Linked DNA regions of Mus musculus: all the other regions are linked to region 3. Evidence: chromatin loops called from intact Hi-C (ENCODE). Cell type or tissue: heart. All regions are shown on one strand. Links, peaks and the distances in the headings refer to the core of each region. The heading gives the core; the rest is flanking DNA. Region 1 holds the start of Cavin1 (caveolae associated 1). Region 2 holds the start of Atp6v0a1 (ATPase, H+ transporting, lysosomal V0 subunit A1). Region 3 overlaps Atp6v0a1 (ATPase, H+ transporting, lysosomal V0 subunit A1). Region 4 overlaps Stat3 (signal transducer and activator of transcription 3). Region 5 has its middle 13 kb from the start of Cavin1.

Region 1 (6,346 bases), core at 1-5,000, 87 kb before region 3:
TTCAGATACAGTCAAAGCCATCTAGTGCATGCCCCACCCCACCACACTAGTCAGATAGTGATGACTGTCCGATGCTGGAGCTGGAACAGATCAGAGAGGAGGATGACCCCATCAGAGAAGTCGTCCACCCACTCAACACTTGTCCTTTCTCTCAGAATCACCCTCCTCAGCCTGGGGAGGTTTACCTCCAGGTTGAGAATGTCCCCAGACTGCACAACCTGGTCCATTTAATGAGAAAGTCACCTGTCCAAGTTCTTTGTGACAAGCACAGAAGGAGCGAGCTAGCTTACTTCTCTTTCCCTAAACATCACCTGTGTGGCAAGGGCCGCACCGGTCTCAAAAACAACCCACAGGACCCACACCTCCTGCTTCCAAGCATTAGACTGAGTGGAAATGGCTTTCTAAGTCAACACTCTTCTCCTACCCAGTGGGTGCTATAAATGGGAGACGCAAAGCTTTTTTTGTTTGTTTTAGACTGGGTTGTGTTATATGTCCCAGGTTGCTTTGGCCTCTGAAATGATTGGGGCCCCGGGTAAACACCAGCCGGGCAAAGCTTTTTGCAGGCCCCTTGAGAGAGTACCCCAGCAGTATGTAGAGGCAGGAGCTGGGAGCAGGCCTGCTCTGCCTCTGGCCTACCACCAAGGATTCCAAGAATATGGTCTGCTCCATTCTTCCCCAGACACTGTCCCATCTGCATCGCTCATGGTTACTCTTAGGGAAACTAAGCGAAGGTCCTCATCTCACATCACATGGTTACTCTGGGGCATCTTAATCAAGAAAGTCTCTGAGCTTGGTGATCACAGCCCCTTTACAAAGATCTTTGAAGGTAGAGCACGTTTCCATTCCCTTCAGGAGCATAAACTAACCCTACAACCATCACTCCTATTAGGAGTAGAAGCATCAACTAGGCCCAAGCAGGAGGACGCAGAGCTCAGCACATTCCCTCCCAGGGAAAGAGCACTAAGTCCACACTCAGCTCAGCCTTACTCTCAAGGGGGTCAGGGATGGGGAGCGCAGGGACAAATCTGCACTGCACTGACTCTCAGATGCTTTAGGGGTTAAGATATCACAGTTATATCCAGGCTGGAGGAACCCAGAAAGGTGCAAAGAATGCAACGGGTGGAGCCCGTGGAGTGCGGCAGCCTCCACCCACCAGCACCTTCACAGCTCGGGACATGGCCCCCGCAATCATGCGGGGGTGGGGTGATTCACTGCGCCCAGACCGCCACCTCCACCCGCCCCACTTACACTCCTAACGCCCACCCTACCTGCCCCACCCGCTCCCAGCAGGCGCCAAGGGCGCCCGCGCACTGCAAGACCCTTGGGAACTGAAAGTGCCTGGAGGCCAGGGGCAGATCGCGGCCTAGGGACATGCGTGGGTAGCCGAGGTTGGTGCGGGGGCGCGGGGATAGGGTGTGGGGGGCTGACGATCGTGTCCCTTGCATGGCGCCCCCGCCACTGCGTGCCTGAGCCCTGAATCACCCGCTATATCGGGCCCGCAGCGCCGGAGGCCCCAGGTCCCGGGCCCCACCTTTAGTGTCTGCTTACAGAGGGGCATACAGAGACCACCAGAGACCTCGGGCATTCCCTCCCTTTTCCCTCTCTCCGCCCCACCAAAAAAAAAACTTCCTCCAAGTGGAAAGGCGTTTGACAGAGACAAGCTGGGAGCATTCAGCGTTCCCAAGTCTAGCCCGCTAACTTTTCCGATAGGAGTTAGAGACCGTGGGGAGGAGCCTGGAGAGGAAGGCGCAGGGTGCGCCCCTCTGTGAGCCCCAAGAGTTTGCCACTCCCTAAACCCCACTCCAACTGGGTTCACAGGAAGGGGGGAGGAGCTCCTGACCGCTCTCACCAGGCCGGGCTGGCGGAGAGACGAGCCTCGGCCGGGTGTCCCCACCCGGATCCCAGGCCGGGACCCCAGCTCTGGGCGCGGTCCGCCCCGCGGGCTCACCTGGTAGATCATGACTTTGAAGTTGCGGCGCCTCAGCAGCTCCGCCTCGTTGACCTCCAGTTTCTTTATCTGGCCGGCCTGGCGCTCCAGGCTGCCGCGCACGGTCTTCACGTTGACGCTGACCTTGCGCACCTTCTCCAGCAACTTGCTCACGGTGTTGCTCGTGGTGGCGTGCGCCTTGCCCAGCTTGCTCAGCTCTCCCTGGATGCTCTGCACAGCGCCCTCCATCTCCGCCTGTCGCTCCTCCAGCTGGGCTTGGGTCAGCTGGATCTGGTCAACGGCGCCGATGATTTTATCCAGAAGGCTCAGCACCAGCACACCGTTCACCTGGTCCGACTTGATCAGCTCGTCGGAGCCGGTCCCCGACGGCTCCTCCGTGGCCCGCGCCTCCCCTTGGGTGGGCTCCGGGCCCTCTGAGGAAGCATCGGGAAATCCGGAATACGGCCGCTCAACGATATGGAGCGTGACATCCTCCATGGCTTCCCGGAGCCGTGCGGGGCCGACCGGGTGGAACTGGAGCGGGAGACCGGGAGAGAAGGAGGAGCGAGAGACTGGACAGCGAGCAGGAGCCCAGAGCGGAGGAAACTCGAGCCACGTCCGTGCGCACCGGGACTCTAGCCAGAACTGTGGGGCGGGGAATCTGCGAGTTGCCCGGCTCCTAGACCAAACCCGGAGTCCCGTCGGCCATTGGCTGGCCCCACCCCAGAAAGGGAGGAACCGGGGCAGGAGGGGAGACCAACCCCGGAGGGGCAGCAGAGGGGAACCCAAGAGCTGGGCGCCCCACCCTGTTCAGGATGGTTGGAATAGTTGGAGCGGGAGTCTAGGGCCCCCCTTGGCAGTGGAGGCTGCGGCAGCGGGACTGGGGCAGAGGAATGTGAGCTGCGGAAAGGAATTAGGTCTTCGGAGTGTGCTCTACTCTTTCTCTTTCCTCACCCACAAACCCACTCCAGCCTTTTAAGATCAAGCTGAGGTCCAAATGGCGCGTGAATTGGGTGTAAACGAGTAGTTTGTGTCTATGCCTCATGTCCTTGGAGGATCCTTGCCCTATACAATCTTTTTCAAAGATTTGGGGGTCTGCCCCCATCGTCTATCTATACACTGAGTTACCACTGTCCCCCAAATCTTGTGGGGTTGTTAGTGAGAGAGAGGGAAGAGATGAAATGACAGAAAGGGTGACGGCCTAGAAAGGGCCTCTAGGTTTCTCTTAGAATTGTAAGGACAGGGCATGATTAAGGCGAGAAGTAAATTATAAAGTAAAAGCTTTTGGTCACTTCTCCCAGGGCCCCCTCCAGCAGATATCTAGCTAATTCTAAGAATGTGAGCGTCGGACTCGTTCTTCCCTTGGGTTCTCGGATATTAGGTGAGCATTCAGGGAGATCACGGAACCCCATCTCTTTACCTAGCAGAGAAAAGAAGGCCAAGAGGAGGCAGGTGGCTCTCCAGGGTTCACTCCAGGTTACTGTTGCCATCTGTTCTTAGCTCCAGGTCTCTGAACTCCACCGGTACTCAGTACCTTTCCCTGGGGCAGGAATTGGGGCAACTATAGCGGTACTACCGAATGGGGAAGCGAACAGTTTTCTTCATGGTGCTGAACACCAAGGAGCTGGCAGTTCTGAGCAGGCGCAGAAAAGTCCTTAGCACAGACGTCTAGAGACACAGGCTGCCCTGTGTCTCTAGACACAGGCCCTCAGCAATCCCTGGAGCCACCCCAATTCCCTTTCCCACAGAGATACTGAAAACCTTTTCCCTGATTAGGAAACCAGGCTTGGGGTTCCCCGCCTGGATGGGTTCTCGGCAAAAGGTCACTTCTAGTCTGGTGCCCACCCTCCTTAAGTTAAACGCTGCTCTGTGGAGACTCGAGGGTCGTCGATCTAATCAATCAATTCACCAACGTGTGGAGCAGATTGCCATATAGGGTATAGAACTTTAGGGACCTCTGAATAAAACAGCAATCCCCCAACACACCAATTGGTTTTCTCACTTGAGGTTAAAGAAGAGAGACCCTCAGGCGAGAGTGGCGACGCACGCCTTTAGTCCCAGCCATTGGGAAGCAGAGGCAGGCAGATCTCTGAGTTCGAGGCCAGCCTAGTCTACATAGTGAGATTCAGGATAGCCAGGACTACACAGAGAAACCCTGTCTTGAAAGACAAAACAAAAAAAAAGAGTGAACTTCTGCATACAATTGAATATTTGCCAGGTGTGATGGGATACCTTTGATCAAAGCACTTGGAAGGCAGACAGGCAGATGTCTATGAGTTCGACAGCATCTTGGTCTACATAGCTAGTTCTGGGCCAGCCAGAGCTATACACTGATACCCTGTCTCAAAAACAAAACAAATGGGGAAACAAACAAACAAAATAAACTACATGTTTTATAACCATCACAATGGGCAGATTACCAACTTTTTAAAAGAAAGAAAGAAAGAGAGAGAGAGAGAGAGAGAGAGAGAGAGAGAGAGAGAGAGAGAAAGAGAGAGAGAAGAAAAGAAAAAAAGGGGACTGGAGAGATTGCTCAGTGGTTACAGGTGCTTACTACTCTTACACAGAACCCAAGTGTGGTTCTCAATAACCACAGTTCCTCTGGGTACAGAGAATCCGATGTCCTCTCTTCTGCCCTCCACTGGCACCTGCACACACACACACACTAAATAAGTAAATAATTAAATAATTTAAGGAAATTATAGCAATTAAATTTTTTTTCTATTAAGAACTGATAATGCTTTAAGAAAAAAGAATGTCAGGAGAAAGCCTTACTGGACCTTCAAACTCTTTCTCTTCCTATATTTTCAGTATGGGGCATGGTAGTGCACACCTTTAATCCCAGCACTCGGGAGTCAGAGGCAGGTGGTATGAGTTTGAGTTTGAGGCCAGCCTGGTCTACAAAGCAAGTTCCAGGACAGTCAGGGCTGTTACATAGGGAAACCCTGTCCCCAAACACAAGTAAACAAAAGGCACACAGAAGAGTTGGCTCATGAGTTAAGAGCACTGCTGCTCTTGCAGAGGACCAGGTTCAGTTCCCAGCATCCACATGGTGGTTGACCACCATCCATAACTGCAGTTTAGGGGATCTGGTGTCCTCTTCTGATCTCCGCCAGCCCTAGGCCAGCACACGGTGCACATACATCCATGCAAGGAGAATGCTCATAGGCACTAAACAAATAAATCTTTTCAAAAAATTAAAAAGGTGTGTGTGTGTGTGTGTGTGTGTGTGTGTGTGTGTGTGTGTGTGTTCAGGTTTGCACGCGCAAAGTCAGAAGACAACTTTTGGGAGTCAGTTTTCTCCTTGTAGCCTGAAAGTTTGGGATCGAACTCGGATCATCAGGCTTGGTGGCAAGCACCTTTACCTGCCAACTCCCCTACAGCCCCAAGCTACATTACTCAACAGGCAAGGTACAGATTGCAAATAGTACAAGCAAGTAAGTAACACAGCGGAATGAAGCCATTTTATTTGTTGTTTTCTTTTGGATTCTAGGCATGCACCAACATGCCCAGCTATTTTTGTTCCTTGAGATAGGGTCTTGCCCAGCTGGCCTCGCATTCATGGTGATTCTCCTGCACCGGCCTCCGGAGTACCGGAATTGCAGACATGCTCCACCATAACCACTAAGGAAATTGTACTTCTTTTCCTATCCTAGTTATTAGTCTTCCCTCCCAGAAAGCCACTGTTAGTATTTTCCTGGGGAATTTTCTACGGCACATTTCTGCATACGTGTGTGCTTAATCATATATACCTGCAATTTGAGCTTATGAGAGGCTAAAGCTGGATGTTTGTGAGTTGGAAGCCAGCCTGGGCTACAATAGCAGGACCCAATTTTTCTTTTAAAAAGAAAGAAGGGGGCTGGAGAGTTGGCTCAGAGGTTAAGAGCACTGACTGCTCTTCCAGAGGCCCTGAGTTCAATTCCCAGCAACTACATGGTGGCTCACAACCATCTGTAATGGGATCCGATGTCCTTTTCTGGGGTGTCTGAAGAGAGCAATGGTGTACTCATCTACATAAAATAAAATAAGTCTTTAAAAAGAAAGAAAGAAGAGGAGGAGGAAGAAGAGGAGGAGGAGGAGGAGGAGGAGGAGGAGAACATAGTAACATACACCTTTAATCCCAGCACTTGGGAGGCAGAGACAGAAAAGTCTATAAATTTGAAACTATCCTAGTCTACACAGGAGAGTTCCAGGCCAACCAATATTACCCTATTTCAAAAGAAAGAAAGACAAAAGAAAAGAAAGAAATTTTGTGCACAAAAAGATCATATTATATATACATATATATATTTTTTGAAATGTTAATATTTCCTAAGGTTTTCTTTTCCACACAGAACTACCCTATTTTTTAATGTATGCATGGACTATAGCTTATTCAACCAGTTCCCTATCAGTGGACATTTGCAGATTACATTTTAA
Region 2 (6,446 bases), core at 1,447-6,446, 47 kb before region 3:
GTACTTGTTTTTTGTTTGTTTGTTTGTTTGTTTGTTTTGGTTTTTTGAGACAGGGTTTCTCTGTATAGCCCTGGCTGTCCTGACACTCACTTTGTAGACCAGGCTGGCCTCAAACTCAGAAATCTGCCTGCCTCTGCCTCCTGAATGCTGGGATTAAAGGCGTGCGCCACCACGCCTGGCTTTGTATTTGTCTTTGTGAGATTGGGTCTCACCCTGTTGCCTAAGCCACCCTAGAAATTCTGGGCTCAATGATCCTACTGCCTCTGCTTTCCACATTCAGTAGACTACCGGTGCTTAACAATGCACCAGTACACCTGACCTAACAGCATTTCTTTACTTTTTTTTTTTTTTTCTATGCTTAGAATTTGAACCTCATTCATGGTTAAGCATGTGTTTTATCTCTGAGCCATACCCCCAGCTTCAAAAACATTTACATTTTATCTTGTTGGATAATGCTACGTCCTCTGATCAAGGGGTATATCTACCTCCTAGGGTTATTGTGATAGGTAAAGGAGTCTGTATTTACAAAGCATAGCGGAAACTTGCTGGCACATAGTACAGTGTTAATTATTGCACTCACCTCTTTCCCCTGCAATTTCTTTAGATGCTTTGTTGATCTACTCGGCCTGGTGTTCACTAGGAGGCAATCCTCCTGCGTCAGCATTCCAAATTACTAGGCTTACTACAGGTGTGAGCCATATACCCCCACCCCCACCCCCAAGTATTGAAATGTACTTCTCAAGATATTTTTTTTTTTTTGGATGGGAAATGTATCTGCTCCATTTTCGTATCTGTGGTACCTAATACTGTCTCACAGTTGTAGACTTCAACAAATATATTACCCATGAGGTATCATCTAACAGACAGAAATGCCCTCTCTGACCATAAAGAAAGGTGGAGGATAGAAAAATAGACATGAATCCCAAACCATAGACATTTGAAATTAGTGAGAGGCAAGATGGCCAAGATTAGAGCACGGAAAGAAAATAGATGAACACTGGGGAAAGATGTCTAGCAGGAGATGAAAGGAAGAAGAAGAAGAAGAAGAAGAAGAAGAAGAAGAAGAAGAAGAAGAAGAAGAAGAAGAAGAAGAAGAAGAAAGTCTTAGCTTAACAGGTTAAAGTATTTCAGACAAGCCTGATGCCCAAGTTCAATTCCTGGGTAACTCGGGGTTAAAGAGAACCAACTCCCACTAAGTTGTTCTCTGACCTCCATAATAACTATTATTATTATTATTATTATTATTATTATTGGACCTCTAAGAGGATGTACTTTCAGGGAAACCACGGCGTGGGGTGTAGAAACAACTCAAGTGAACTATAGTCCGGGATAGGCTTTCTTACAGGTAGTGTATGAAACACTTGTTTGCGGTTAGGAAGCAGCTGACTCTGAGGTTAGCTTTTTTTTTCTAAGTCTACGAGGAAGGAAGTGACAGTCATTGTGAAATACTTGGCAGGATTTCAATTGTGGGTCCCTGCCTGTAGAAGGAGCTTCAGAATGTGAAAACCGTAAAGCCTAGGTCTCAGAAATGCTGCTTCTCGAGAGAATTGTAATGAAGCAATACCTTCAATTACCATGTGCAGTAGAAAAATTCAAATAAAATGTTCACTGTGTCCATCATTTTGTTCGGGCTCACAAAACACGTTTTGTAATACTTCTGCCAAGCAGATAAAAATTATCAGTACAAGTTGCTTTTTTTTTTTTTTTTAAATCCGAAATACCTCCTTCACTACACTTGAATCTCAATGAGTTCCGCCACCCACAGAGACTGACTGACCAGTTCTCCAAGTTCCTCCTGATGTTTCTGCTGACTCCCTACTCTTCTTTAATTGGGGGGAAAGGACTCTATCAATATTTAGAAAAGGAGCTTTAAAAAAAAAAGGTAGGTATTATTTTGCATTCAAAAGATATATGAGGAACTGAAAACTCCTACGTGGTCAGATGGGTTCACAGAAACCTAGTAAGCAAGATAAAAATAATTACTTTGTCAACATGTGGTCTTCCGGGGATTTTTTTTTTTTTTCCAATTTGGATAAGTGTAAATCCTAGGTAGCTGCTGGAAGAATGAATCCGATACTTTGTAAGTGGACGAGATCCTATGTCTCTAATATAGGACTTATCTTAAGTCGCTCTCCAGTCTGGGGCTCAAATATTTTCAGAGGTCTAAGAACGACATAGGATGCGTATACGTAAAGAAGACTAGCTTTGAGGCTCCCTTCAAGCTCTCAGATCATTCTATAATGTGCCCATTTCTTTCATGCTGCTTTCTCCAAGAAAAAGTTGTGAATTGGTTCTCTGGAAAGTAGAGATGGCAGGTAACCTTGCTCCGAGGATAATAGAGAGAAAGGATTCTGATGGGCTCAAAAGGCAAACACTTCAAAAGTCACACGCCCAGCCCAGATGACTTCCAAACTGGGATAGAAATCACAACGCCGGAACAAAGATGGCGACTGCACACCAGGACTCGCCCGAGCCCCATAGACTCTGCACTGCGGCAGCAGGGGAGAGGCAGCATCCTATTGGTCAACTGAGATGAAATCATCTCGGGGGCGGGACTCGACGGTGGCGTGGGGGCGGAGCCTTGCTTGCGTACGCTGGTCGGCGACTCTGCTCAGCCTGAGCCGGGGTCGCTTTGCTGCGGCGGCTGCGGTCGCGGCGGCGGCGGAGCCGGCGAGAGGTGAGCTGGGGTTGTAGAAAGAGCGCTTCCCCGAGTGGCTTTCGAGGGGACGTGGAGCGCACTCGGATACCTCGGATGCTTGTCAGAAGAATTAGCCAGGATCTTAGGTCTCTGAGAAAAATATGGGGGGCTCATCTCCCTCTTCGGACACCCTTCCTGTGGGCAGAGGAACTGGAGGGCCACTGCTCAGGAATGACCCGGGAGAGGAGGAGGCGAAAGGACAGAAGAGATCGGATAGGCAGAGTGATCTGGGGGGATTTCTTAAAGGGTCTTACAATTTGGGGATTTCTTCCCTAACCAGGAGACAGGTTATGCCTGGTCCAGAAAATTTCTGCGCTCTCACTGTGCAGCTTAGAAACGAAGAGGTGAACGACAAATGCTCCCTGCTAGAAAGGGAGGATTGGAGAATCCGAGCGAGAGTCCTCCTGGGAGGACCTTGGGTTTGGATCACCCTTTTGCAGAATTACTTTCTTCGTACTTCATTTCGCGACCCCTGGAAACCGCTTTTCCAAATTCGTATTGTGTTTGGTTTCAGTGGGGGTAGAGATAGTCTTGGAGAGGCCTGTAATCATGAAGGAACAGGAGGAGGGCGGTAACTCACTGGAGGCTGTCAGCCCTGTCAGCCCTGTCAGCTATGCCTGTCAGACATGATTTCATTTATTTTGAGGTTGTGGCATCTATCCTCGTTCAAGGTGGAAAGGACTGGTTATAGCTTATGTGGGTGATTCATATTCTTAAGTCAACCCACATAATCTCTTGAGAAATGCTTGCTTTTAGTCGAGTGTGTTATTTTGCTCTCCTTGAACACCTAATGCCGAAAGGATTTGTTTTTCGGGTTCCTCAAAATGTCTTCCTGCCTTCCCGAAGGGCAAATCTTCTCGGAAACATCAGTCTTATCTATCGATTAACATGGAATTTGCATGACGTTACGACATTAAAAGTGATGCAGTGCATGATGATCTGTTGAGGATAGATACTGCAGATGCTGCTGTACCGAAGCTGAGCGGGGAGCTTATCGCGAATAAATAATTGCATTTTCAGTACCACTGATAGCGCCAGCTGCTGACCTGAACGGAAGCCTTCAGGCTCCTAGGAGAGACTTGACAGATAGAAGAAGGCAGTTGTCTTTGAGGATGGGGATGAGTCGCAGGAAGCTGCAGAGGTGGAAGGCTTTTCCTCCGGCTTGTTAAAAGTGCTTTGTCATTACCAACGTTTTCCTGTCATGCCTGAATTGAAATTAAGCTGTGTGGGCTCCTTTGTCTTTTTTTAAAATGATGTTAATATGTTGGAGTTCCTTAGAAGAGGAATACTGTTTTCCCAGGAGTTTGGAAGCTTGATCCTTTTAGCCATAGCTTTCAGATAGTGCTGGACATTTTAGATGTTGGAAGTGGGCATTGTCAGTGAGAGGGGAAGCAGTCACAGCTAGTCACATCTTTTATATAAGAGGGTAGTTAAAATCTCTTTTATTGTTTCCTGCTCACAAAAAACCCAAGAAACAAAATGAAATAACAAAGAAGAGGGTTTTAGCAGGAAAGTTTGTGTCAAGTGTGAAAAAGCAAACAGTAGCAACAAAAAAGCTCTGGGCATGTTGGTGTATCCCTGTAATCCCAGCTCTAAAGAGCTGGAGGCAGTGCCATTGGTGGTGGCTCACTATGCCAGCACTCAGAGGTAGAGAGACAAGTGGGTGAGTTTCAGGTCAGCCTGGTCTACAGAGTGAGTTCCAGGTCAGCCAAGGCTACACAGAGGAAATCCTGTATGGGGGAAAAAAAGAAAAACAAAAACAGATGGGAGGCAGGAGGATCAGGAGTTCAAAGCCAGCCTTCACTAATATTGAGTTTGAGGCAGGCTGTGGGTTATATAAGACACTGTCTCAAACAAAATAAAACCAGACCCCCAGGTAGTGTGAGCCTCATATTAAAGAGCTTTTGGGGTTCTCGGTTCCTGTCCTTATTCTGCATATATTCTTTTGTATTGTGTTGCTCCAAAACACTGTCAGTCCATCCTGATTCCTTGCATTGCTTACAAAGGAAATGACTCTTAGTCTAGGCTCTCTCGTCTGGGATTTAGTAACTGCTTTTGGCAATTTCTCTTTTGCACCTTTCTGAGCCAGATAGCAAGAGTGTTAAGACTTCCCCTTGGGGCATGCAAGATAAGAATCTCACCTAGGGTATTGTTTATTCTTGGTCCTATAGGTTAATTCTCAAGCCAAGTCATTTTCTCTCTTGCCTCGGATTGGAGTGAACTACCATCGCCACCATGGGGGAGCTTTTCCGGAGTGAGGAGATGACGCTGGCCCAGCTATTTCTACAGTCTGAAGCTGCTTATTGCTGTGTCAGTGAATTAGGAGAGCTTGGGAAGGTCCAATTTCGGGATGTAAGTGAAAGTAAAGCTGGTTTTTTGTTGTTGTTGTTTTGGTTTTTTTTTTTTTTTGAGCACCATTGATTGAACCGATTTTGTTTGTTATGTTGAATGGCTTTATCTTGAGGGTTTTCTTTTTTTTTTTTTTTTTTTATTTGCAAAGTAACAGCATAGCACTGGCTTAGCACTGGCTTAGACGGAAGCTCAGGTTGTCTCTTGTCTTTCTAGAGATAGAAATGGTTTCTGCTCATTTTTCCTTGGACAATTATCTTAAGCTGGGCATGGTGGTTCATCTCTATATGGCTAGTACTCGGGAGGCTGAGGCAATGAGGTGATGAACCTGAGCTACAGAGGGAGACCTTGTCTTGGAGGAGGAGGAAACAAAAAACTCAAATAAAACAAAAAACTAAGCATGATGGGAAATGACCTGTGACCCCTGCACTTCGGAGGTAGAAGAGCAGTGTTTTGAACTCAAGGCCGTCCTTGGCTACATAATAAGTTAGTTTGAAGCCAGCTACATGAGACCTTGTCCCGGAGAAAAAAGAAAACTATTTGAACTACTCTTAAGGAAGTTGTTAGGAATGCTGGTAGAAATTTTTTATTTTGTTTGCATCTCCCTAACACTACAGCCTGATACTTAAAACAAAAAGCAAAACAAAACAAAGAACCCTGTAGTTTCCCATACAGTAGGATCTAAAAGAAAAAAATTAAAACGAAATCTGAGACATCTAGGTACATCACCAAAACTTATATATATATATATATAGTATGTAAACAAGCATATGCTAATAATTCGCTGTTTTTGGATACTTGGAAAAGGATCTCAAAACTAAAAGGACAGACAATATTTTAAAAAATATGCTCTGGGAGTTTATAATATGAGCAAGAAGACACGGTGCACAGGACTGGAGGCTGTGGGTAGTCAGGCGTGTGGCACAGTGTCCCAGACTCAGATCCTGCAGGCTCAGAGTTCCAGGGACTTTTCATAGATTTTATAATAATGGTCATGACTTCACATTTATCAATGGGAACAGTTGATTACCGTCCCTCCTCAATGATCCCAGCCCCAAGGAGTCTAGCTCATTCTCTGTTTTTATACCTTTTTGTGTTTTGGGTGCCTATATAAAGTATCCACATTGATTGGTTGGAATGAATTCGTGAATTAAACAAGAGTGATCAGAAAGGGGCAGGGTTAACTAATACAGGCTCTGGAGCTGGCAAGCTCTTAAGTTAGCCAGCAGGTGGTTCTTTTGGTACTACTGCGTCCGTCCCCTGTGCTCTCCCTGTGGTCAATACACTTGTCATTTTCTTTCAAAAACAAAAGCGTAAAAACCAAAGCTGGACGTGATAACTCACATCTCCAATCCCCTCAAGGTCCTTGGGAGGCCAGCGTGGTCTATACAGTGAGTTC
Region 3 (5,000 bases), core at 1-5,000:
TTCATCTTCGCCGCCTTTGCCACGCTGACCGTGGCTATCCTGCTGATCATGGAGGGCCTCTCGGCCTTCCTCCACGCGCTGCGGTTACACTGGTGAGTGGCAGGGGGCCAGGGGTGGGGCAGGCCACGCCTTTGCTCACAAAGAGTAGACAGTCCTCTTGCTTGGCACCAGAAGTCTGTCCCTCCTCCAGCTCTCACCGCACATCCCTCCCCCACTTTCCTAGCACAGGGAAGGGCCACAGGAAAGCCCAGCTCATCTTTTCATGGCTTCCGGGAAAGGACCTGCTCCTTGCTTCAGTATTCCTCAGTGCTTCCAATTGTGCTTATAGAGTGGAGAGGGAGTTGTGGTAACAGGTCTAGTTTTATTGTTGTTTGTTTGTTTGTTTGTTTGATGTTTAAACAGGGTCTCACCGTATAGCTAGGCTGGCCTTGAACTCACAATTCTCTTGCTTCAACTTTTCAAGTGTTAGGATTATAGGCAAAAACTACCCTGCACAGCTAGGAGTTCATTTTGTGTGTGGGTGTTTCTGTTTTGTTCTGGCCTGTGACTCCTGTCTTTAGAGCACTAGACTGGACCCCTTGCTGCCTTGGTGGGATGCTAGCTATACTAAAGCAGCTTTTCCAAAGGTGGTGTGGTGTGTGTGTGCTCGCATGTGTGTGTGTAGGGCCGTGGTGTGTGTTCGCTAATGTACCATGTGACCCTTAGGGACTCTATATGAAGAAATGGTTCAGGAACAGAGGAGCTAGAGGCTGGGCTGTGACTGTGAGTTCAAAAGAGGGTTGCTAGGCCTAGCAAATACCAATACAAGAGAAGTCTAGCGATGTGGCCCAGTTAAAGCATTTGCCATCAAGTCTGACGACCCGAGTTTGATCCCTTGGAACCACATGATGGAAGGAGAGAGCCAACCTTTGCAAGTTGTCCACTGGCCTTCAGATGTGTACACTTACACCCCACACACACACACACACACGCAACTGTAATTTAAGAATTCTTTAGTAATACAGGATGTTCAGTTAGATTGAGTTTCAGATAAATAGTGAATATAATTTTTGTATGAATTCTCCTAAAGGCCAGGAAGCCTGTGTTTTGCTAGCAGCCCTGCCTCAGACTCTGCCTCTTTGGGGCTCCATTTACCCCTTGGTGCTGTGTTCCCCATTTCAGGAAAGGGTTAATCCCAGCATCCTGGGAAGCTCTAGTTGACCCCACACTGTGAAGGGATCACAAACTCAGAAAGCCCTGGCTGAGGTGGTGTGGGTGATCTCCGTTCCAGGAGGGCTTTGCACAGCCCTGACCTGAGAAGCCTTGCCTCTGTGACCCTCATCTTCCTCTCCTGGCTTGCATTGCAAGTTTAAGATCCTGTGCCTGGCTGTACCAGGCTATGGGGAGACTTGCTGCATGTTAGAGGCGGGCTGTAGTCCTCCCTCCATAGCTGCTTTAGAAGGCCTGTGCTGCTGTGTCAGCAGAAGCTGCTGTCTCTTGAGCTGGCCCTCTCTGAGCCGGCCCTCTCCTCCTGGCTCCTCTTCTCTGCACCCAGTGGTTTGTTTACTGTAAGCCTGGGAGGTTGGGAGTGCTGCGTGCTTTCAGCTGCCGGCTTGGCACCCTCTCTTCAGTTTATCAGCCAGCACGCTCCACTCCGCAGCATACCTCCCCAGCCACTCCAGTAAGGAGTGTCTGTGTAACGAGCCCCCCGCCCTGTGACTCACTTTTTCTTGTCCTCTTGACCCCCTTTGCTTTCATGTTCCCATCTGTGTCTCCAGAGCTGATCTGAGGAGAGAGCGCCTACCTCTCATTAGTTCCTGCCTGTGTTAAAGCCTGGTTGCCTCCTATGCTGGGCACGGTGAGGAGCCATGAAGCTTGGATCAGAACCATCAGGCAGACCAACAAGGCAGGGGCGCCCTGTTCTGAGGAGGTTGCCTGGCCCTGGGTCTCATGTTTATCAGGAGCTGAGGCAGTTTGGGGTGCTATGTTTTATTGCCAGAACGTCCATGATTGCAGGCTTACCTTTGGCCTTTAAGTGACCGTGTGCCTTCCTCCACTCTCCTAAAGGAACGTGGAGGCGTAGCGGTAGTGTGAAGTAGGCTTCTGAGACAAACTGCCCTCACTGGCAGCTGATCCTGAGCTCTCTGAACATGACTTGGTCTTGTGTGGAGAGAGACGATGATAGCCATGTGGCAAAGTTACTGTGAGAAACAGAAAATAATATACACGCTAAGTGTCTGCTACATGGCCTGACACACCATAATAGACCATGGCTGAAAGTCCACCGCCCTACAGAGAGACCTGGCTGCGTGTGCCCCATAAACAAACTTCTTAGGCTGGTTAGAGGATGGGAGGCGCTTGCTGGCATCTGAATGCCCTAATGCATAGTCTGCGAGCACAGGCTTGTAGTATGCGTCTCATGTTGTTTGTCTGTATGGCAGTATAAGTATTGAGTAGAAGAGGAGACTCTCGGAGGAAGCCTCCTGCACCTTTCAAAACCCTGGCTTTGGAGGGATGGGTGGCTGCTGAGATGGGGCACCACCAATTTTAATTGGTGCTTGGGCGCCCTCTATTGGCCAAATTCAGAAGTATGCCAAGACCTAGAAGGAGCTGAGCAGGTGCTAGCCCTTTGCTGAGAGATGGAACAGCTAGCTGGTGCTTGCCAAAATGGTCCAGGGATAGCGCTCATGATTCCTGGCACCAGACACAAGCATCTTCATGCCTCACACAGTCTCTTGGCATTTCCCTGATACACAAGTTCTGAGTTTCTGTGGTGGGATTGAGAAGAAAAACACTTAAATTAAGTTTGATTTGATTTGATAGCACAAACCACTAGTCTGAGATTTGTGAAGGTCATAAAGTCAGTGACATTTGAAGATATAGTTTCCTTTTGGGTTGTGCCTCTTCCCACCTACCACGTAGCATGCGCTTGGTATTCATGCTCACCATAACTAGACAGGAAGCAGGGATCTGGCTGTAACCAGCCATCAGGATGAAACATAAGACTGCTGTCATGAGACAGGAGTCCATATGTGTCCATGCTGGTTAATGAAACAGAACTGGGAGTAGGCCTTAGAAATGGTGTGGTGCCTGGGGGAAAAAAAAGTCCTGGGAAGATAGTTGCAGGCTGACAGCGCTGCCTGAGGTCCAAACCATCAGACAATGTAAGCCCTGGAGGCAGAGCCCAAGAAGCAGCCGCTCTAGGCCTCTTCCAAAGCTGTTCCCCTCCACCACACCCCACCAGCAAGGGAAGAGGCCCCACAATCCCTTCCTCCTTCACCCAGCCCTGAAAAGAGGTCCCTGGGACCATGGCAGGAGCAGGCAATATCCTCAGCCCCGCCCCGCCCCGCCCCCATGGCTGACTGGAGGGCCTTTGCCAGGAGCTGAAGCTGGCGGAGGTGTCAGAGAAGTCTGTTTGCCCTCCTGATACCCTTGAGTGGGAGGTTCATTTCACTAGAGCTGAGCAGCAGAAGAGCTTGCAGGGGTCAGCACCTCTCACCCCACAAAGCAGCCTCAGATCTGTACTTTCTCAGGAAGCACACATTTCCCTGGCTCGGGGAAGAGGGTGGGGTGACCTGAGGGAAATTGTTTTCCATCTCTGTACTTGGAGCTTGAGGTGAGGACTCTCTGGGTGGGAGGTAAAGTCAGATTTGACCTCTAGATAACCCCAAGATGCTGGCCTCCTGTGTGTGTGTGTGTGTGTGTGTGTGTGTGTGTGTGTGTGTGTGTGTGTGTGTGAGTGCGTGAGTGCGCGTGCGCACATGCATCATAAACACTGTGGAAAAAACAGAAAATGTAAAAGGTCCAAGATGTTCCTGGTTAGGACTGCCCTGAGCTCCTGCTGGTGGGAAGCCTTGCACCAGAGGGACCTTGTCTGTCAGCCCACACAGCAGAGCTTTTATGGCTCAAGCCAAACATAGGCAAGCAGGGCTTTTGCTGACCAGGCGAGGACCCCTTAATCCTCCAAGGAAAACTCAGGCTCCATTTGCCCCGTTTGGAAATGAGAATTGTCTGACTTTGCCATCGGCCAGCCAGGGAGTCCGAGTTCCGAATGTGTCCTTAGACCTGGAGGCGGGAGTGGGAACCCGTGATGGCACACTTGGGCTAAAGAGTATAGAATAAAGAGAGATGCACATCTTTTGTTCCATTGTTCGGAAATACCCATGCTACACGTGAATGAGGCCTACTCAAACCCCGTGGGAGCGAGAGATCAGGAGACTAGCCACTCTCCTCCAGAGCCAGCTCTGTGCTAGGACTTAAAAAGGGCTTAGAAGCTGGGCAGTGGTGGCACACACATGCCTTTAATCCCAGCACTTGGGAGGCAGAGGCAAGTGGATTTCAGTGTGGAGGTCAGCCTGGTCTACAGAGTGAGTTCCAGGACAGCCAGGGATACACAGAGAAACCCTGTCTCCAAAAAAAAAGGGCTTAGAAGCCAGCACTACAGTGCGACTCTGGGCCCTGACCCTGGAATCTTGCAGCTCCTCTTAGCTCAGAGCTCCATTATTGCTGGCTTCCATTTTCCCCAGGAGCTCCTGGGGCCTGGGCCCTGCCCATGTAGAATGTGGGAGCGGGCACCCTACGATCAGTTCTGTGCTTCCCCCCACTTCTCCCAACAGGCACAGCCTGTAGCTCTGACACTCAGTCCCCAGGCAGGCACCCTGGAACTGAAGGGGTGTCTGGCCACCTCTTGCCCACCATTGTCCAGTTGATAACTAAAGCTGAACTGGGTTAGTCTCGAGGCCTTGAAGTGTCTGTCACCTGTCCCCTGGAGCCCACCACAGTCCCATCCCCGTATGTTCTTGCAAGAGTCACACGGTCCCGAGTGGAAACTATGCTCCATTGCTGCTCGGCCTTTTGCTCTGAATCATGTTCTGCCCATATTTGGTGGTGATTTGGCTGCTGGGCTGCCATCCAGGGGAGTGTGCGGGAGGAAGCAGGCAGGCAGCCCTGATGTTTTCCTGCCCCTCTGAGTAGGAAAAGGCCCCGAAGCCCAGCAGGGATGGCTGCCGATCTGTCTGAGA
Region 4 (6,475 bases), core at 794-5,793, 170 kb before region 3:
GGCAGGGATTCCCAATAGAAGCAGGACAGAGGGCCTTTGGACATGGGAAGGGGACATACTACCAGCAAGGTCAAGTGGGAAAGGAAGGCAGGTTGACCCTAGGCCCAGTAAGGCACCCACAGGGCAGGCTGACCCTGAAACAGGGTCTGGAGTCTGGGTTGGGGAGGGAGTAGGGTGATGACAAAGGCTTTCCAGTGCCCTTGGCCTACCTCACACCTCCAACCGACAAGCATACTGGGTAAACAAAACCCAGGGATATCTAGGTTCTCTCTAGCCTTTGTGTTTGAACCAGAGGCCAAGCCACAGCTCTCGGATCTCTTTTACAGATTTGATCTGCAACCATTCCAGGGTTTATATAGATGATCAGCCTGAAGACAGCGCTGGAGAGGCTGTTAACTGAGTATTCCTTGATATGGAAAGGCTATGCTGTGTCAGTGTGTTTTGCCCTTTAATTCTTATTTTTTTTTTTTTTAATTTAAAGAGGAACCTCTGGGCTTAGTCCTAGCTTCTATGTGGATATTAGCAAGGTTGAAAGTGCAGAGCCAGGAGTTCCCAGCCTGGGGTATCAGCTCACAGAGTGGGGCAACAGGATGCCATGGGCACCAGGAGGCACTTGTCTAACAACCAACCCCGAGCTGCTGAAAAAGGAGGGCAGGCGGGCAGGACAGGAGGTGTTCCCCTTGCTCCCTTCTGCTCTCAGCCCCATCCCCAGACTCAGAGGTGCTCTCCTCTTTACATAACAGTTTATCACCCACACTCACTCATTTCTCTATTTTAAAAAGTGCCCAGATTGCCCAAAGATAGCAGAAGTAGGAAATTAAAAAAAAAAATCTGGAACCACAAAGTTAGGAGTTTCAGACGATATGGGGTTCGGCTGCTTAGGGGTGGAGCACGGGGCAGGTGTCTCAAGTCACGTCTCTGCAGCTTCTGGTTTCAGCTCCTCACATGGGGGAGGTAGCACACTCCGAGGTCAGATCCATGTCAAACGTGAGCGACTCTGCAGAGACACACAGAGAGTGTCAGTTCAGCCACCTGACTAAAGCCGACTCACAAACCCTCATCCCTCTGTACGAGGACAGGGCTCAGGAACCACCAGTCTCCTGTTCCTTCAGACATGGACAAGGTCAGAAAAGCCAGACTTCCTGCCCCTCACAGGAGGGCCTTGCCCTCCCAGAAGAGCACAGTCTCCACCTCAGCCCTCACTCTCTCTTTCAGGGGTCTGAGGCTGCCCTGGGTGTGGTAGCCTTAGCCACACACTGCCACCTGAGACTAGCCTAAATCAAAGGCATCAAAGCCACTCCATTTCAAAGACTCAGTAGAGGAGGCGGGACAGGGGAGGACAGCTCCATGATTTCTCAGATGCTGAAGTGCCGCTGCTGCTTACCCAAGCTGTCAAAGTCTCTTACTGCTTTTACTGTGGCTACTGGGAAACTGCATGTGTGTGAGTATCATTTCCACAGCAGAACATGGCCCTAGAGCCATTTTTTGTTTTGTTTTGTTTTTTCAAGACTGGGTTTCTCTGTGTAATAGAGCCCCGGCTATCCTGGACTCACTTTATAGACCAGGCTGGCCTCAGAACTCACAGGGAGGGATCATTCTGCCTCAGGCTTGGGCCACCACACCCAGCTCTAGAGCCGATTTCTACCAGTGTGGATGGCAGGCCCTGGCTCTGTACAGGCAAGCATCAATGGGGCCTGACCCTCCAAACACTCACCAAACTGCCCTCCTGCTGAGGGCTCAGCACCTTCACCGTTATTTCCAAACTGCATCAATGAATCTAAAGTGCGGGGGGACATCGGCAGGTCAATGGTATTGCTGCAGGTCGTTCTGTAGGAAAGGGGGGACGGCAGGAGTGGGAAGGGCCAGGTTGACAAGACACAATGGAGGGGGAAAAAAAAAAAGAACAAACACACACACACAAGCCATCAAACTCTGGTCTCCAACAGAAAAAATAAAAACTCAAGCTTTTTAAACACACAAGGTCACTCTGAGCACTAAACAAGCCCAGCAGCTACCAGCCCTTCACGGTAACTCTCACCCCATGTCCTCCCTATTCCTGGGGACAACTGAGCACACTAGGACACTAGAAATGAATGCGAAACTGGGAAGGGCGGCCACTTACGGTGTCACACAGATGAACTTGGTCTTCAGGTACGGGGCAGCACCTGCAGAGAGGAAACCCGGGCTTTAACAGATTGTGACTTGCTTTGAGAACATGCAAGAGGAATCCTCCTGCCTCTCCCAGACGGCGTGAGCCAACCTTACAGAAACTGCCCAGACACCGCAGTCCAGCTCTTAGGGCTGTCCTCCCTCATCACATGCTGCTTGCCATCCAGTCTTGCAGTTTGAAGTTCTATCTCTTCCATAGAATTTCCTGAGCTGCAAAGACTTCTGCAGAGACACCTGCCCCACCTCTACCCAGCCTACCGTCAACTCTTTTGTTTTTGTTTTTTGTTTTTTTGAGACAGGGTTTCTCTGTGTAGCCCTGGCTGTCCTGGAACTTACTCTGTAGACCAGGCTGGGCTTGAACTCAGAAATCCGCCTGCCTCTGCTTCCCAAGTGCTGGGATTAAAGGTGTGCACCACCACTGCCCGGCCTACCGCCAACTCTTGTGCATCCTTCCCCACCCTGCCTGAGCGACCAACCATCTTTGTGTAGCGTTAGGCTTCTCCTGTGACCTGGTCACACTTGTGAATTGACTTCCCTGTTTGGTGACCAGCCCAGACACCAACAGGACTAAATGCTTACGTGCTGGAGGCTCCAAAGCCACTTCCAATCAGGAAAACATACCCCAGCCACTGGGAGACAGGACACCAGGTCCGAGAACATGTGCAACAGCCAGGAAACCTGGCCAAGGCGCCATCTCTTTCATGTGTGGGACAGAGAAAGAGACAGGACTGGCTGTCTTCCATCTCTGCCGTTTATGTTGGAAATGTGAGGACTGAAATGTTAGGCCAAGAAATCTGGAAGCCCTGGGGACACTGGCATGAAGCCCTGGGGGTTCAGTTAATGATGCTCGCAGCGGGCCTGGGGCTGTGTGGGTAGGCTAAGAAAAGCACAGACAGAACACTGGGGCTTACAAGCATCCAGCAAGACAAACCCCTGGGAGAAGCCATTAGAAAGTGCTCTTAGATGAATATGCAAGCTCATTTGTGGCCAAGAAACAGGTTAACTCAGCACAGAAGCAAAGGAATTATTGAGGCAACTGTGCTGCCTACAGTTCTAGAAAAGGTCTCTAGAGTGAGAACTGTCACCTTAAAGAGACAGAGGGGATCAGGGAGATGGCTTAGTGCTTAAGTCATCTGTCACCAAGCCTGAGCTCTGTCCTCAGGGGCTACATGGTAGAAGGAGAGAGCTGACACCCTCAAGGTCCTCCAACAAGGACCACCCCCAACACACATGCATACACAATAAGTTAGAGCGGAGAAGAGAAGACTTTCATTCTCCAGTGGTCAAGAGAGAAATATTCTTTGACCCGGCCCGAGGTAGGAGTGCGGGACACAGACTGGAGATGGAAGAGAGAAGGAACATCCTGTTGCTGCCTGGTGAACTTGCTCAAAATCCCTCCAGAGGAGCACAGGGTATATTACAGCCTCCTGACAGACAAGGAAGACCCAGGACGAGGCTCCGGGGAGGTCTCTACTGCAATACTCCTGTAGCAGGGGCAGAGGACAGGGACATACAGGCTCACCTCCCTAAGGGGATCATCTGAACCCCCTACCCTTCCATCATCGGGCTCCGGAGCCCCCAGTGCACTCTCCCTAGGCTCACAGGCAAGCCCATCAGGCAGTGGGCTCCTTTCTCATGCCCAGGCCTTGCCCCTGAGGAATGTCTCTGGGCAGCCTACACAGGAATGGTGATGGAGGTGGATGCCTGACCAGGGGCCTGGATCTTGAAAGCAAAATTAGTCAAAAGGATCAGTGCTCGGACTTCAAAGTCCTCTGTGAAAAGAACAAAGACCAGTGTGAGAGGGACTGATAAACAGATCTTCCAACTGAAGGCAAGGTGGAAGCAGAGATAAGGGACAGACAGGAAGTGAGAGCTGAACTCCTCCACAGAATGAAGAGAACTCAACAGCAGAACAAAGGGAAAGGAAAGTAACCGTCAACAAGCGACTCCTCCAAGAATGGTGGGCAGAGCCGGGGAAGCTGTGTGCAGGTGCTATGTGAACAGAAGCGGTTGGTGAAAAAACACCAGAGCAAGGAGGCCGGCTCACACAAGGCACCTCAGAGCAAGGAGGCCGGCTCACACAGGGCACCTCAGAGCAAGGAGGCCGGCTCACACAGGGCACCTCAGAGCAAGGAGGCCGGCTCACACAGGGCACCTCAGAGCAAGGAGGCCGGCTCACACAGGGCACCTCGGAGCTCAGCATGTGCAATGATCAACAACAGTCTTAGAAAACCAGACTCCTCACCAGCATAAGGACAGAGGCAAGCGTCAATGCAACAAGTTTGAAATGGCTTCAGACCAGACACCTCTGACTCTTTACACTGGGACCGCCCCAGACACTACAGACTTAACACAACATAATTTCTATTTTTCATATAATTTATACCAGCAGTTCTCAACCTTCTGAATGCTATGACCCTTTAATACAGCTCCTCATGTTGTGGTGACCCCAACCATACATTACTTTTTCTTACTACTTCATAGCTGTAATTTTGCTACAGTTATGAATCATAATGGAAATCTCTGTTTTCCTATAGTCTTAAGCGCTCCGTGAAAGGCTGAGAAATGCTGATTTACAGCCACACGCACTCCCACAGAGTAGATGCATCTTGTTTCTAAATGCCAAGTCCACATTCCCTCCAGTCATCATCTCTGGAACATCAACACCTCCAGCTTGATGTCAGCTCTGCCCCAGGCTGCCAACAGCCACTGCCCCAGAAAGCCTTTCTTCAGACTCCTGGCACTGCTCACTCAGGACAGCAAAGCATGCTGGACTCAAATCTGTCTCGGGTCTTCTGGAACCCACTGACTGGAGAAGCACCAGAGAGACCTGCCTTCATTTCTCTTTCTAGTGTTTTAAAGTGGCGGGGTGGGAGGGAGGGGGAGATGGAAAGGGAGAAGAGAGGAAGAGGGAGAGATACTATTTTCATCTTCAGACTTCCAAGCTCCCTGAGGGCTGATTCTGTCCTCCTCTTGAATCCTGAGTTAGTCACCCTGTCAAGGAACCCAATAAACCACTCTTTCCCAAAAGAAGGAATCACCAAGCCCTGCTCCCACAAGATACTCAGCCATGTCCTTGTCTCTCCAAGGATGCGTACTTTCTCACTAGGAAGGAAGGCAAAGCCATGGAAAGTCAACAACTACCTGGGTCGGCTTCGGGGTGCTCCTGGCTCTCGGGCCTACAGTACTTTCCAAATGCCTCCTCCTTGGGAATGTCGGGGTAGAGGTAGACAAGTGGAGACACCAGGATGTTGGTCGCATCCATGATCTTATAGCCCATGATGATTTCAGCAAATGACATGTTGTTCAGCTGCTGCTTGGTGTATGGCTCTACAGACTGGATCTGGGTCTTGCCTGTCACGGACCATGGAAGGAGAGATTATGCCAGTGGAGTGAGTGCTGGAGACTCTGAATGCCCTGCCCAGTGACTTGGAACTGAGGCAATATCCAGGCGGGCTTGTAGAGATCCAGCTGGCTCATAGGCAAAAACACCTGCCGCAAATGTATTAACGGGGTAGGCAGGAAAGGGAGTACAGAAGTAAGATTTCAATCACACTTTTCTACACAAATGTTAGCCAAATGAGTGAACAGGACAAACTGGCAGGCCACCTCTTCAGGAGGCACAGGCCCTCTCTGCCCTTCAGGGGGCAGTAGTACCCAGAACATGAAGTAGCCGGGTGCTGCCAGTGGCCAGCAGGTGGAGCAAGTGATACAGGAGGCAAGCGTTCTTACCACTGATGTCCTTTTCCACCCAAGTGAAAGTGACCCCTCCTTCTTTGCTGCTCTCGCTGAAGCGCAGTAGGAAGGTGCCCGGGGGCTTTGTGCTTAGGATGGCCCGCTCCCGCTCCTTGCTGATGAAACCCATGATGTACCTGCAGCCAAGGACAACCAGTCACGGGCTTGCTGGGAGTAGGTGACTCGTTACACAGGGCAGCCTTACTGCAGAGTTTAACCTTACCCTTCATTCCAAAGGGCCAAGATATACTTTTTCACAAGGTCGATGATATTGTCTAGCCAGACCCAGAAGGAGAAGCCCTTGCCAGCCATGTTTTCCTGGAGAAAAGAATGGGAAAGCAAGTCCACCACCACTCACCCCAGCTCTTTCCTGCCAGAGCCTTCTTACACCCTCAGGTTCCTCTATCCTCAGGCAGCTCCTGACAGCTGCTGGAGAAAGGGGTCCTGGGCACCCCACACCTACCTCCTAACTGAGGGAATCAACAGGATCACTTACTTTGCAGAATTTAGCCCATGTGATCTGACACCCTGAGTAGTTCACACCAGGCCCTGGAAGAGAAAACAACAACCG
Region 5 (6,475 bases), core at 604-5,603, 75 kb before region 3:
TGTACCACTAGAGTGCCTAATAGTCTCTTGAAGGAAATGCACAAAAATTAGAAGACAGTGGGTGGTTGTTGTTGTTGTTTGGTTGTTTGGTTTGATTTGGTTTGGTTTTTTTCCAGACAAGATTTCTTTATGTAGCCCTGGCTGTCTTGGAACTCACCATGTAGACCAGGCTGGCCTCAAACTCAGAGATTCTCCTTCCTCTGCCTCCTGAGTGCTGTGATTCAAGGTGTGTGCCAACACTACCTGGCAAAAGTTTTAAATTAGATATGGTGACTCATGGTTATGATGCCAGCTCCCAGGAGGCAGAGGCAGGAGGATTACTACAAGTTTGTGGTCAACCTGGGTTGCATAGTGAGTTCCAGGCCTGGGATTATCTAATCGAGAGAGAGACAGAGACAGAGAGAGACAGAGACAGAGAGACAGAGACAGAGAGAGAGAGAAACTTGTTTCAATAGATAATGAAGAAAAACTAGATGCTTCAAAAAGGTGGATGTCATTCAGCATAAACAAATATTCAATAGTTAGGATCTCCAGAATAAAAGGAAAAGAGTATCTTTTTTAAAAGCTTTTGTGGGGTGGGCTACAAAAAAAAAAGTTTTTTTTTTTTTTTTTTTGGAGGCAGGGTCATAAGTAGTTCAGGCTGGCCTCAAATTCAGAATGACCCTGAAGATGATCTTGAGCCCTTGATCCTCCACCTAAGTGCTGAGATCATGGGCGAGTCCCACCATATCTAAGCTAAAAGTTTTCATTCTTGAAATGTTTAAATTTACAGGAAAAAAAAAATTCTCGTGTCAGGGCCTCTCTATGTAGCATGACTGGCCTGGAACTAGCTATGTAGACTAGGCTGCTCTCAAACTCACAGAGGTCCATCTGCCTCAGTCCCCTCCGTGCTGGAAGTTGAGATGTGAGTTATACATTTGGTTTACAATCAAACCCCAGACCTTATGCATGGTAGGTAAGCACTTCAGCCCCAAAGATACACCCCTCAGCTGGATAACTGCCTCTTTAAAGGGCTCCCTTCAACTGGGGCAATAGCTCCTCATTCCGCCCTTGACTTTGATAGCAGACCTTTTGAAGGTTATAGGACACTCATTCTGAAAATGTTGCCCAAGTTCCCATGAGATTAGGTGGAGGGGATTTGTCACAGCAGGGACAGCGGAAAGAGGGAAGCTGAGTTCCTTTTCCCAGGTAGACAAAATATGTGACCTGCCCATTACTACAGCAGTTAACCCTGGTCACTTCAGGGTCAAGGATGCCATCTGCCAGCCAGATTTCCCGTAGGAAATGACTCCTTATCTCTCTTATAAACTGTAAATATTTTTTTCCAGAGCAATATTTTATGACTAGTTTAATATTCAATTTCCCAATAAACTTCTGCTCATTAGTTTAAGAATGCATTGAATTTTCTGATTGAATTATTGAGTTCTATGATAGCTATTCAATGATAATTTTTTATTTAAGTTTATATTTATTTATTTATATGTAGTTATGTATTTGTGGGTACAAATGTTTTGACAGTATGCATGTATGTGCACCATATGCCTGCCTGTTGGATCCTCTGAAACTTTTTGTGACCTACTTTATGGATGTTGGGAATGGAGCCCTGGTCCTCTACAAAAAGCAGTAAGTGTTCTAACTACTGTACCATCTCTCCAGCCTTAGACTGGTAAATCTCTAGTTCCATTTTATTTCTTCTCTACCCAAATTGATGTTCTCCAAGGGAATCTCTCTCTCTATCTCCTATTTGACTTATATAAACTATAGACTTTCGAATTACTATTTTGTTTAATGATGTATAATTTTATTTTTACTCTCACTATTTTGTTTGTGTGTTACATCTCCTGTAGCCTAGGCTAGGATTGAATTCTTTTTTTTTTTTTTTTCCCCTGAGACGGGGTTTCTCTGTATAGCCGAGACGTGCGCCACCACCGCCCCCTTTAGGCTTGAATTCTTAATCCTCCTCCTCCTCCTCTATCCATTACAGGCCTGCTTTCACGTCCACCAGTAGCATCGATTTATGCTTGCTCACATTGTCCCAGATTTGGAAGTAGAAAGCCCTCCAGGCTAGTTTATGGACCATTTTGCTATGTGCACACCACTTCTCAAACCTTCTCATATTGTTTCCTACAAGATACTCGATGTTGCCAGGAAGTGGTGGTACAGGACTTTAATCCAGCACTCCCGAGGTAGAGGCAGGCAGATCTCTGTGAGTTCCAGGCCAGCAAGGCTACACAGAGAAACGGAAAACAAAAATAAAACCCAAACCAAAGCAAACACAAGATACTGGATGTGAACTCTCCCAGCTCCTCCCTGGCAGTGTTATTTTGTTAGACCCTGCAGCAGGCTCAGCTTGTCTACCTGCAGCAACGGCGGCAGCACCACTGAAGGTTAAGGTGGTTAGTAAAGGTCCGGTCTATTGAAAGAAGAAAAAGGAAGGAAGGAAGGAAGGAAGGAAGGAAGGAAGGAAGGAAGGAAGGAAGGAAGGAAGGAAGGGAGGGAGGGAGGGAGGGAGGGAGGGAGGGAGGGAGGGAGGGAGGCAGAAGAGAGAGAGTCGGGATCACAATACAGTGTTTGCTTGGAACACTTGAGATCCTAAAATCAATCCTCTGCCCCGCCCCACGGTAACCCTCTTGCACCACTAAAGCAAACCAAACTCACTATCTGGTAGCATAAAATCATACAGAACAATTGCAAGTCCTTAAGTTTTGTTTGCTTGCTTTTGAGACAGTCTCCTTTAGTCCAATCTGGTCTCGACTTCTCTGTGAAGTCTGGGATGGCTTTAAATTCCTGATTGTCTTGCCTCTCCTTCCTCAGCGTTGGATGACAGGTGTGTGCTACCCCATCGCGTTAACGCTGGGCAGTGGATCCCTTGGTGCGTGCTAGACCAGTTCTCTATTAAAGGATCTGAACGAACCTCCAGCCCTAGCGGTAAGTCATAAGCACAGGGCTTAAATATCTTAACCAGAGAACGCTGTACTCAGTGATCAACAGGCAATCTAGGAAGTCAAGAACTGAGTCGCATCGGCTCCTCTTCTGCTTCTGGGAGGGTAGCAACACCAGCTTCGAGGTGTCTAAAGACCCTACTACAACAATAGCACGGCCCAGACCCCGCCTTAGAGGAGAGTGAGGGTCTCCCAGAGCGACCCTGCGGGAGGGGCGGACCAGCTTCCAGCTCAGCTCTAAATTATCCCACCAGAGGGCGCTCTGGTGCAGCAGTGAGTGTGCCTGTCACTATCTGGGCCAAGGCAACTCAAGCCCTTTCTGGATCTCCTCTCTTGCCTCTTCTGGTAAGCCCTCCATTGAGAACCAAACGCTGGGTAAAGTTCTGGGGCGCAGCTGCATCTTGAGGAAGAAATCACCACCTGTTTGATGGGGTGTTTTTCAGAAAGGCAGGCCTTGTCTCCATGTCTTAGAAACTTGACGGCAGATCCTATGTTCTGCTGCAAAATGACTTTGACAGCATGTTTGGAGTCCTAACAGGGAAGTTCAGCTATCCAGTAAAGGTAGCTATGTTCCTTGCCGTTATTAATGTAAATATGTATCATACACTGGAAGCGAGCCGCCTCTTGGCTCCACGTGCTGCACAATCCTCCCCCGCTTTGTGAACTGCCTTTTATTAATGATTTGGGGAAGCGGGGGAGGTGCTACAATTTTAAACATTTTTTAATTTTTTTTTCATATTAGGGTAAGTCTTAATTTGAAAAAAGAAGTCACAAGGTCTCTGGGAAATACTCTGAACCAGGTAAAAACTAGCAAGAGTGTTAGGTGCGTGCCACATTGGCATGCCATGGTTCTCCAGAAGGTTCCACACAATTTCCCACTGTGTAGCCCTGTTTTTAGAAGTCCTTACTGAGCGGTAGACACTGAAGCACGGAGGTAAAGGGACTTGTGTGGAGTCAGACTGCAAGGAGATGCACAGGAAGGGCCCAGAAACCATCATTCCTTTTGTTGTCTTTGATAATACGTATAAAAACCAGAAGAGGGTGTTTCAGTCAAGGCATGCTGTAAGCTGCCCAGTGCCGGTATGGGAATTGAAGCCTGGAAGGGCAGAGCACATTCTTTTGTTTGGTTGGTTTGGTTTTGCTTTTTGGTTTGAGGTTGATGTTCAGGGTTTTGTTTGTTTGGTTGTTTGGTTGTTTGGTTGTTTGGTTGGTTTGATTTGGTTTGGTGTTTTTGAGACAGGTTTTTTCTGTGTAGCCCTGGCTGTTCTAGAAATCACTCTGTAAACCAGGCTGGCCTTGAACTAACAGAGGTCCACCTGTCTCTGCCTCAAAGGTGCTGGGATTAAAAGGTAAGGGCTGACACCACCTGGCAACATTTATTAAGTGTGTGTGTGTGTGTGTGTGTGTGTGTGTGTGTGTGTGTGTGTGTGTGTGAGAAAGAGAGAGAGAGAGAGAGAGACATACCGAGAGAGAGACACACACACACAGAGAGAAAGACCTTACTCCTGTGATTGCTGAGAATGGTTTCATTCTCGCAGTAGATGGGGCAAAGAGCTCTTAATTTTAACTTTAAGTTAAAAAAATTAACTTGTGCCGGGCGTGGTGGCGCACGCCTTTAATCCCAGCACTTGGGAGGCAGAGGCAGGAGGATTTCTGAGTTCGAGGCCAGCCTGGTCTACAAAGTGAGTTCCAGGACAGCCAGGGCTACACAGAGAAACCCTGTCTCAAAAAAAAAAAAAAATTTTAACTTGTAGGGCTGGAGAGATGGCTCAGCAGTTAAGAGCACTGACTGCTCTTCCAGAGGTCCTGAGTTCAATTCCCAGCAACCACATGGTGGCTCACAACCATCTGTAATGGGATCCGATGCCCTCTTCTGGTATGTCTGAAGACAGTGACAGTGCACTCACATACATAAAAATAAATAAATAAACAAACAGAGTTTTCAAAAAAAAAAATTAACTTGTAGGCCAGGCTGGCTTGGAACTCAAATCTTAGATACCTGTCTCTCCCTTTCAAGTGCTGCAATTAAAGGCGTAGGCCACACTGCCCAGCTGTGTCTCAAGTTTCTATGAAGATACTTCTTTTATTCCTGAGGCTCTTTCTTCCTTTCTTTCTTTCCTTCCTTCCTTCCTTCCTTCCTTCCTTCCTTCCTTCCTTCTTTCTTTCTTTCTTTCTTTCTTTCTTTCTTTCTTTCTTTCTTTCTTTCTTTCTTTCTTTCTTTCTTTCTTAAGATTTATTTTTTAGGCCAGGCAGTGGTGGCACATGCCTGTAATCCCAGCACTTGGGAGGCAGAGGCAGGTGGATTTCTGAGTTTGAGGCCAGCCTGGTCTACAAAGTAAGTTCCAGGACAGCCCAGATTGCACAGAGAAACCCTGTCTCAAACAAACAAACAAAAAAGATTTATTTTTTATTGATGTATATACGATTTATAAGTGGGTGGGGGGAGATGTGCGTTCAGGTACCTTTAGAGGCCAGAAGAGGGCACTGGAGTCACAGGCAGTTGCAGGCAGTCTGATGTGGGTACTGAAAATCCAACACAGTCCTCTGGAAGAGCAGAATACATTCCTAACTGCGGTGCTCTCTCTCAATCTGCTCCTTCCCCCAGGTTGTGTCTTGTGCCCCCACTCTCAATCTGCTCCTTCCCCCAGGTTGTGTCTTGTGCCCCCAATCACCTCTTTCTCTGAGTTTCTCCAAAGTTTTCTAAATGTTACTAAGTCTAGGGGCAGGAGGGATGGCTCTGAGGGTAAGAGCACTCACTACTCTTCTAGTGGATCAGAGTTCTATTCCCAGAACCCAAGTCAGATGGCTCACAACTGCCTGTAGCTCCAGCCCCATGGACTCGACAGGTACCTGTACTCACATGCTATACACACATATACAAAAGTTTTAAAAAGTTTTTTATGAGTCTGTTCACCAACTTTCCAGTTGGCTGGTCATTATAAATTTCTATTAAATTTCCTTCCTTCCTCTCTCAGTGTTAATGTGTATAAGCGTTTTGCCTGCATGTATGTCTGTGTGCTATGTGTGTGCTTAGTGTTCACAAAAGCTATAAGAGGGCGTAGAGTTCCCTAGAACTGTAGTTACAGATGGTTGGACTGTGTGATGGTTTATATAGGCTTGGCCAAGGGAGTGGCACTATTAGAAGGTGTGGCCCTGTTAGAGTAGGAGTGGCTTTGTTGGAGTAGGTGTGTCACTGTGGGTGTGGGCTTTAAGACCCTCATTTTAGCTGTCTGGAAGCCAGTATTCTGCTACCAGCCTTCAGATGAAGATGTAGAACTCTCATGCCTGCTTGGATGCTGCCATGTTCCCACCTTGATGATAATCTACTGAACCTCTGAACCTATAAGCCAGTCCCAATTAAATGTTGCTCTTATAAGAGTTGCCTTGGGCTGGGTGGTGGTGGCGCCTTTAGTCCCAGCACTTGGGAGGCAGAGGCAGGCAGATTTCTGAGTTCGAGGCCAGCCTGTTCTACAAAGTGAGTTCCAGGGCAGCCAGGGCTATACAGAGAAACCCTGTCTCGAAAAACCAAAAAA

Evidence for each region. A loop is a pair of places that touch in the nucleus more often than their neighbours do. Peaks named below come from ENCODE experiments on the same cell type or tissue, not always from the same donor. Only the 100,000 strongest peaks of a DNase experiment are listed, where the experiment ranks them.
Region 1: it touches region 3 in a loop (4-fold over the local background); 4 of 42 quality-filtered maps call a loop at or near these places.
Region 2: it touches region 3 in a loop (2.9-fold over the local background); 10 of 42 quality-filtered maps call a loop at or near these places.
Region 4: a loop joins it to region 3, with 4 times the contacts of the local background. A loop is called at or near these places in 22 of 42 quality-filtered maps.
Region 5: it touches region 3 in a loop (5-fold over the local background); 40 of 42 quality-filtered maps call a loop at or near these places.

Annotation. Positions count from the first base shown.
Region 1 is chr11:100,968,042-100,974,387 of GRCm38, forward strand. It overlaps Cavin1 (caveolae associated 1), which reads right to left and starts at 2,576. Exons shown (of 2, transcript NM_008986.2): 1 at 1,949-2,576. The coding sequence starts at 2,425. In heart, for the core only: a CTCF peak has its summit at 4,562 (motif pointing left); DNase peaks (open chromatin) are centred at 40, 1,260, 1,770, 2,640 and 2 weaker places; H3K4me3 peaks cover 3,639 bases; H3K27ac peaks cover 3,617 bases.
Region 2 is chr11:101,006,888-101,013,333 of GRCm38, forward strand. It overlaps Atp6v0a1 (ATPase, H+ transporting, lysosomal V0 subunit A1), which reads left to right and starts at 2,554. Exons shown (of 22, transcript NM_016920.4): 1 at 2,554-2,677; 2 at 4,870-5,050. The coding sequence starts at 4,934. In heart, for the core only: a CTCF peak has its summit at 3,745; a DNase peak (open chromatin) is centred at 2,554; H3K4me3 peaks cover 2,779 bases; H3K27ac peaks cover 2,292 bases.
Region 3 is chr11:101,055,514-101,060,513 of GRCm38, forward strand. It overlaps Atp6v0a1 (ATPase, H+ transporting, lysosomal V0 subunit A1), which reads left to right. Exons shown (of 22, transcript NM_016920.4): 21 at 1-92. Among named protein-coding and RNA genes, the nearest start is that of Naglu, 12 kb to the right of the region's middle. In heart, for the core only: CTCF peaks have their summits at 2,567 (motif pointing left) and 4,790; DNase peaks (open chromatin) are centred at 1,618, 2,548, 3,448, 4,888 and 1 weaker place; H3K4me3 peaks cover 500 bases; H3K27ac peaks cover 4,899 bases.
Region 4 is chr11:100,887,764-100,894,238 of GRCm38, forward strand. Stat3 (signal transducer and activator of transcription 3) reads right to left here. Exons shown (of 24, transcript NM_213659.3): 18 at 6,401-6,453; 19 at 6,128-6,222; 20 at 5,902-6,041; 21 at 5,311-5,523; 22 at 2,123-2,165; 23 at 1,715-1,827; 24 at 1-997. The coding sequence ends at 942. Among named protein-coding and RNA genes, the nearest start is that of Stat5a, 32 kb to the left of the region's middle. In heart, for the core only: CTCF peaks have their summits at 3,555 and 3,760; DNase peaks (open chromatin) are centred at 2,938, 3,726 and 4,888; H3K4me3 peaks cover 261 bases; H3K27ac peaks cover 2,745 bases.
Region 5 is chr11:100,980,381-100,986,855 of GRCm38, forward strand. No RefSeq gene overlaps it. Among named protein-coding and RNA genes, the nearest start is that of Cavin1, 13 kb to the left of the region's middle. In heart, for the core only: a CTCF peak has its summit at 5,428 (motif pointing right); a DNase peak (open chromatin) is centred at 3,191; H3K4me3 peaks cover 788 bases; H3K27ac peaks cover 947 bases.